Linked DNA regions of Mus musculus: region 2 is linked to region 1. The links are chromatin loops, found by intact Hi-C in ENCODE. Cell type or tissue: left cerebral cortex. All regions are shown on one strand.

The links. Hi-C counts contacts between places; a loop is a spot of excess contacts. Peaks named below come from ENCODE experiments on the same cell type or tissue, not always from the same donor. Only the 100,000 strongest peaks of a DNase experiment are listed, where the experiment ranks them.
Region 2: it touches region 1 in a loop (4-fold over the local background); 2 of 42 quality-filtered maps call a loop at or near these places.

The regions. Positions count from the first base shown.
Region 1 is chr15:59,478,755-59,482,754 of GRCm38, reverse strand. The region is part of intron 4 of Nsmce2 (NSE2/MMS21 homolog, SMC5-SMC6 complex SUMO ligase); the gene reads right to left. Among named protein-coding and RNA genes, the nearest start is that of Nsmce2, 110 kb to the right of the region's middle. In left cerebral cortex, no CTCF peak of the experiment used is centred here; DNase peaks (open chromatin) are centred at 1,405 and 2,027; H3K27ac peaks cover 2,144 bases.
Region 2 is chr15:59,410,614-59,414,613 of GRCm38, reverse strand. The region is part of intron 2 of Nsmce2 (NSE2/MMS21 homolog, SMC5-SMC6 complex SUMO ligase); the gene reads right to left. Among named protein-coding and RNA genes, the nearest start is that of Nsmce2, 38 kb to the right of the region's middle. In left cerebral cortex, no CTCF peak of the experiment used is centred here; no DNase peak of the experiment used is centred here.

The sequences.
Region 1 (4,000 bases):
CTTTTAAAAAATATCCTAATTTCTGGCATAGTAAGGTTCAATAAATGGCTACTACACAAATGAACAGAAGCAGAAAAATGAAACTGCACTGACCAAATAAATTTAACAGTTACCCAGTCTGTAAAACCCAGATTTAATGAGTATACAAGTTCTTTCTTATAGGGATCTTGCCTGAACTCTTACACCTAAGACCTTTTCTACACCACACACACACACACACACACACACACACACACACACACACACACACACACACACACGCGGTGGGTACTTGGGGGCAGAGGGACAGGGGTGTGTCTGATCTGCAGTAACAGAGTACTATCGGGTTATGCTGAGACTCAGCTAGGCTAATAACCTTTTAGTTTACAATCTGAAAGGGCTGATTTACCTAAACCCTGTAGTACTTACTTTAAGGACATGCCAAAAATTCACCTGCCTCCAAAACACAGCTATCAGCAGAATATGCACAACCGTGGGCCAGGAGAATGCTATGGTAAAAACCCATTCTCCCTTCTCTAGCTCCAAGGCATGGATCCTTTTGAGACAAAACACCTCAGGGATATTCCCAGCAGCCACAAGGCCGGAGTCAGAAAGCTGTAAGGGATCTCTGACTGCAGAATAAGGAACTGTGTGTTGTATCCAAGACTCAGCAGCAGCTCCATCACCAAGCATTAGCTCTTACACAGTCCTCACGCATCTCCTGGAACTCACAGAGATCCCCAATCTTTACTGGGAAGACATCTGAGTAAAGAGATTTCAAGCCTCTGAAAGGGTTTGGGTGTGGTTGAAATGGGTAACTTTGAAAACTTAGCAACACAGGATACACTATGAGTAAGTTCTTTAAAAAAAAAAAAAAAACCAAAGCTAACTCACCAGATCCTTCTGAAAGGGTTCTTTTATTAATTTCAGTGAAGTCAAGCAGAGAACAAGTTGTAATATGAAACACAATTTATGCAACTATGTTGAAATTCTCTACCAGAGTTGCATCTTCTAATGTACAATTTTATGGTAAAATAATTTCAAAATACTATCAAAAATTAGGCTAGGCTCCTTTTGGTTTTAAGACTATCATAGGAAAACCATTTTTTATATAAGTCATTGAAGTTCTAAGACAAAATGATAGTGTCTTTAAATTAGAAAAAAAAAATTGGAAGAGCTGAAACTAAACCTCAATTGAAATTACACTGTTGGGCAACTCCAAAAGCTAAACAAAAACATGTTAAAATAGAAATTGCAACATCAAGGGAAAACCATTCTCATATAGCGTTCTAGACTCAGCCCTAGCTGATCATGGATGAGGCGAGTTGCTCTGTCCTAGGTTTTCCCACAGTCAGCCAACAGGCTACTCACGATTTAGCAGCCACTTGGGTTGACTCAGGGAAAGGCATGTGAGGGAGGCCTTTAAAGAGCCAACAGAGATCCCCTGGGTGGGTCTGGTCTGCCTTTCAAAACCCATGAACTTCCCATTATATAATCTCAAATAAGAAAAGTATTTCCTAAGTTAACCGCCTAGCTGAGTGTACAGCAGGCTGCAGTACCGCCTGCCTCCCTCCCTCCCTCCCCTGGTAAGAAAGAAAAGGAAAGAGCTTTGTGAATGGCACAATCACCTTGTCTGGTAAGGACAGAAGATTAATGAATCCTGCTTAATAGTACTACTAGACTTTTTAACAAAACTTCCAGAAGCCCCAGTATCTAATCTAAAATTTCCATATTTTACTAATCTCCTATAAAATAAACTGTTAAAGAAACCACAGAATTCTGAGAAGCTTGCTTTTCCAGAAAGCCCAAGAAAAATACTTTAGTTTCGCCATTCTCAAATTCATTTGACTTAGAAACAAAGTAAACATATTACTCTATTTAATATCATTGCACAAGCAAATTCACAAGAATGAAATGTGTTCAGAGTTCCTAGAAAAAATGTAGCAATGCAGGCTGCCAACTTGTTCAATGTCAAGCACCAGGCAGCTCAGCACCAGCAGTGACTCAGAGTGAATCACGCTTAAGCTATTTTTGCTTTTAAAGTCCTGCCAGGAGCTGTGTTAATATTCAACCCAGAGTAAATTTAGCTCAACAAGAAAACAAGTGTTTCCATGGTTGCTTCTTCACGGTGTTTATGGTATATGCGCAGCCATTCGGCTTAGGAACCCAGCCAGATCATCCAAATTGAAATGCTCATCTCTCATTTACATCCAGGCATTGGAACACAGGAAATACCAAATGCAATTCAGACTGCTGTCTACCTGCCTTCCTGGATCCCAGACAGCAACATGGCAGGCAGGGCATCATTAAAGGCCCCTCTTCAAGTCTGTACCACTGAAGGAGCTCCAGAGACTGCTAGTCATAGGTTTTACTTGGTTTGTATTACAAATCAAAACTCCATTCTCTGGTTGTGGCGGTGTAACAGACTAAAGTGCCTAAAGGACTTAGCAAAGCAGTAGAAAATTAGAAGGACAGGTACGACATGGAATCTTTACACAGGATCACAGACAGTGACAGTCTGGTTATGTGGCTCAGGTTTTAAAATAAATTAGTTACAGGCAATGAGTAAGTAAGATCTGATTGTCTTTATGTTAGAAGAAAAAAATTCCACATAACATAAAATTTATCATCTTGATGCCCTTATTGTTTTTGCAACAGAAAGAAAAGTGTACTCCCTACACTAGACAGGGCAGCAGGCTGGCAGCAAGACAGGAGAGCCACCAGCAATCCATCTTAGCCTTCATTCATTAGTGCTACAGTTCCAATTCTAAGTGTCCCTCACAGGCCAATAATGCAAAAGCTTGCCTAGTGTGTGATGCTGCAGTGAGGTCTAATGTTTCTAATGTGGAATCTAGTGGAGGAAATCTAGCCCCAAATCTGTCATCTGGGGGCTAGGAGAGTACCCTTAAAGGGGATCTGAGCCCATTCCCATCTATCTCTTTGCCCCCTGGCTGCCATAAGGTAAATTCGCCTCCTTCTATGTGTTTCAGTCATAGTATACTGTGTTACCATTTGGCCCAAAGCAATAGATTGTTGAGGGAAATATTATAAAATGAACACGCCAATTCTCAGCCAGGCCAGGCTATGCTCCTGCCTGCCGCTACCAACTCTCTAGGGCTAACCCCCATGTCAGGTGATCTCACTTGCTCAGTCTCTTGGCAGTCAACTCTTCGCCCCACAGGGCCACAGGGTTCCCACTGGGCCATCTCTAAGATGTCCCCCACAAGTTCCTCACACTTCCATGCAACACCCCACACACCCTATGAAAAGCCATCTCAACACCTAATTATCCAGTAGAAACATCACTCTTAAAGCTTAATTATCCAAGTAGATTTATATAACAATAAGATCACAATTTACAAGATGCCAATACAATAATTTCAGAGCCAATTGATAATGATAAAAGTTTTACCCCAATTATTCTAACCTTGTGAAAATCTTAGCTACTAGTTGCTGTTTAAAACCACATGGGATCGGGATCTTCTTCCTGACTATCTGCCTCCATGTTGGCTTCTCCTCCTCCTCCTTCGACCTCTGTCTTCTGCGACCTCTCTGTCTCCCCAACTCCTAGCTCCGCCTCCCTTTTCCTGTCCAATCACAGGCCCCCCACTGTCCTAATGTGATTGGACAGGGAAAATCCTGCAACAATAGAAAGTGTCAAGTGACCATGGACTGAGGCCTCTGAAACCAAGAACTAAAATAAACTTATCAAAGGTTGATTGTCTCCGATACTGGGTTATTAAATCAGAAAGCTGACACAATTGGTATTAAATACATTCACATTATTATAAAAACATTTCTCTAGGACTTTTCATCTTGTAAAAATAAAAATCTACCAAATGTTCTTTAAAAACCCCTATTTTCAGAATATACTATTTCGATTCCCAACACACATAGGACTTTTGTGCTTGGGTAGCAAATGAATTGGGAAGATGGAGGAACAGATACTAGAGCAATTCCTTAACTAAATCTACTCATCCCTGGAATTCCTAGGACCATCTCTAGATTTCACTCAGGAAAA
Region 2 (4,000 bases), 68 kb after region 1:
TGAGCGTCAGCTGAGCTTCCAGTTTAGACCCTTAGAACTATACTTCTAAGTAGGCTACTGGGAATTTGACTTGGAGGCTTAGGGGACCTACTCTGAAAGGCTCTGTCTAAATTTCTCAAATAGAAGAAATGAGTAAGAAAATAAATGCTTCCCCCAGGTTAGACATACACTAAGTTTTAACACAGAGAAAGCATCTTTTCCCATCCTCACATGTAGTTTAAAGTGCTATGACAACAGTCACGTCACCGACTGAATGCTAGGAGAACATCAGCCAAGTCCAGATGCTGAAAAATCAAGGGTACACGAGTCTAAACACTAGCAACCAAGCACACAGACAGAAACTACTACAAACTTCCTGTCAGGTCACAAAGAGAACTATAGAGAAATGGTGGGGAACAAGAGTCCTACAAAAAAACCTAAGCAGCACTCATGATCAGAAATAACTTTTATTACATATATCTAATTGCTCTCCCCCAGGTAAACAAGGTCTGAGAGAAGTGGGAATATTGAAATTCCTTCAATATGTCATCCTACAAATGTATTAGATCCAACCCTTTCTCTCAGTAACTGAATGAATCTACATGAACTTAATGAATATTGATTTCCAAGCCAATGCACACATGGAGAAGACCCACGGGAGCAACTCAAGGCCTCTGGGAAACCTGTCACCTGGCACATTAATTAAGAAATTGTTCCAAGAAGTTAAAGTTAGTACAACTAGCTGAAATATGTCCCCCTACCTCCACCCCAGCAAACCAAGTCCAGAGGGCACAGATAATCCCTGCTTTGCACTATAAAATTCTAGCTGTCTGTAAGCATGCCAGCATTAGGCTGTTCTACAAACCTACCCAACAATGCCAATCAGACCTATTTCTAACACTATGCAGAACCACTGTAGCCTGCACGACCTCATGTACATTATTAAGTGTGGCTTAGTCCAGAAAGAGCCACAAAACAACTCATCCCTTGAGGACAGTTTCTGTTTGTTTTTGTTTTTCCTACTCAGGGGCAAACTCCCAAAAAAACAAAATAAAACAAAACAACCCCCACCCCAAGACAAAGAATAACAGAATCACTGGAAGAAGGCTTCATTTTAGAATGAAATACTCTCATGCTTACATAATTGGAGAAGTCTCTAACTGGATGAAGCTGGCCTGCTTATGGTTTTCCTAAAGGCAGACAAACCTATAATTATGCAATCTCAGCAGCCACGCTATTCATTAGACACGTCATCTGTTACTCAATGCTAAAATGCACCAACAGCAATAACTCTTACTATTCCCTGCTTTGAAGCACTGAAAGAGCATTGAAGGTATATTAAGCAGAAATGGGTGACTTAGTGCTAGAATCAAACCCAACTTCAAACAAAATTTATAGGCTTTAATGAGAGGAAGATAATGGGCTGAGGCGGGAACAAATATGAATGTTGAAGGCGAAACCATAGCCACTGATGCCAGTTGTCCCGGTGTAGAAGAGCGTGGCAAAAGTAGAGACTGGTCTGAGAAAGGAGGGCAGGAGGCAAGTAAGCTGCTTTTATGGACATGGACTCTTAAGGAGGAATAACTTCCAACTTGTGGCTAAGAACTAGGTGACAAGCATGGCAATATGCTGTCTTTATGTAGCGCAGTATGGGAGCATGAGATATTTATTTTCCCCATTCAGATGCAGTACTATCCAGGGTTGACTCATGCCTGTTTGTTCAGTATTTTCTAAGCCACTGGTTGAAAAGCAGAAGCAGGTGGGGGAAGCAGTTCTTATCATGGCATATCCTTGTCCACCTGGTCATGATCAACAGAGCAACCCAACTGCCATTCCAGACCGGCAACCAGGTCAGTGAGGGAGGGGGGGTAAGAGGTACACTTCTGGACCTACTTATTCTAAACAGGGCCTTCCCTAACCACAGGGGTGCTGTGCCTGCAGCCCATGGAATAAACTTCCCTGAGGTCCAGCTCTGGGGGTTGGGAAATAGAGCTGAAAGTCACTCACAGTCTCTAGGCCTTTACTAGCCCAGCCTTCACTAAAACATCAAAATGTAGGCTTTGCCCTCCTTGTCTCTCCAAGCAAACCACATACAAAGACCTTGAACTTCACTACACCTCACATGGATTTCTGAGGTGCCCTTGTTGAAAGCTCCCTATGATCTCAGATATAAGGTCCCCTCTCTAACATCTCTCTACTGTCCAGAAGAGGACCTAGTATTCCAGCTCTTATCAACCCATAAAATCTCTTTACTTTTACAAGTAGGACATGTGTGCACACACACACTAGAGAGACACACCCTCAAGACAAATGTCACCTACTTATTCTTCCCACCTGCATATCTAATCAGCTGCACGGCTTTGTCCAGGGTCAAGCTGCTTTCTAAAGTTTTGTTCTAAACAAACAACAAGAAAACTGTGGGATCAGGTTAATTTTTCTATTCTACAAAGCCACACACAAGCATGTCTGAACAGAAACAACCAATTACATGGAGTTGATTAAATTCAGCAGCATGTATTTTATTAGTGACTTACCAAGCTAAGACAAAGCAGACATTTAGTGTTGCTAAGGATTGCTGACTGTGAGTCAACATGACTCACACACTTAGAAGAATCTGATAAACACGAAATGTCATTAAATACACAGACCATTTTGGCGAAGAAGAAGGATGGTGGCAAGGGTTGCCTGACTTTAGTTTAAATTCCTTAGACTAAATGGCACACACAGCCAGAAAAGTTTATTTTCTAAAGACTGGGAATAAGTTATTTCCAGATCTCTTTATATGAGAACTTGATTCTTCCATATTTTCTGTAAAAGACATTTACCTTTTTTTTTGAGAAATACAAACAGATGACAGTATAAACAATATTCTCAACTTCTGTGTCAAAATCAAACCAAAACCTGAATTCTCTGTAAACTCAGATCCAATTACCTACATCTAGTGACATCTATCTGTCTATCTGTGTGTCTCCTGACAGACAGATATTAAGCAATCTACACTCATCAGGAGTTGAATTTAATGACTTACTCAGTGCTTGAGCAATGTTTAATAGAAACTTGGTTACTTCTCACTACACTGAACTTCAAAGTTGTAATTATTCCTCCACACAGATATTAGTGTGGTAAAATTAAAACTGAATGCCCATGTTATAACTGCCTCCCACTAGAAGTAAGTGTGCAGTATCAGGTGTATGATATAACCAGTCAGCAGCTGGTTTCTTCCCAAAGTCCAGGAGAAATCCTGGAGGACTTTCCACCTTCCTGCCATCTGCCTCCCCACAGCCCTCCCATCACATAATAACCCAGACGTGGGAAGCTGCACACCACATAATTGAAGGGGCAGTCTGCTTGATTTCTTTCTTGTGGACTGTGTAGTCTTTGGAAAGACTGTTTCCACACCTCTATAATGGGTATCAGAATAGTACTGAAGGCTGGAGAGGTGGCTGAGTGGTTAAGAACACTTGTGATTCTTGCAGGGGACCAAGGTTCGATTCCTACCACCCATATGACAACTCAGGAAAGCCTATAACGCCTGATCAAGGAGATCTGATACCCTCGTAGGCCTCCATCAGCACCAGGAATGCATGTAGTGTACACTCATTTATGCAGGCAAATACTCATACCCATAAAAATAAAATGCAAACCTTTTAAAACAAGAAAAAGATAAAGAATAGTACCAAATTCATAAAGTTGTTAGCATGTAGGTACAGTGCTCAAAGAAGAGCCTGGCTTGGCATAAGCACTAACCAGCTATATTTTTAACTAAATCCATTACAGAGTAGATAGTTCATCTGCAAATATAACTAGTCCAAATCCTAAAATCATCTTGCCCTCAGAACTAAAAAGTTTCAGGTATATATTAACTTACAAAGCAACCAGCCGAACCCACAGAATTCAGACCTCAGTGAGAAGGGTTGCAGACACCCCTTTCCAAGTTCAGAAACTCCTTTACCTGCCAATGGTTACTGAGCACTTACTACACATCAGGCGGGGGAGATGCCTTAATGCAAGAACAGCAGCC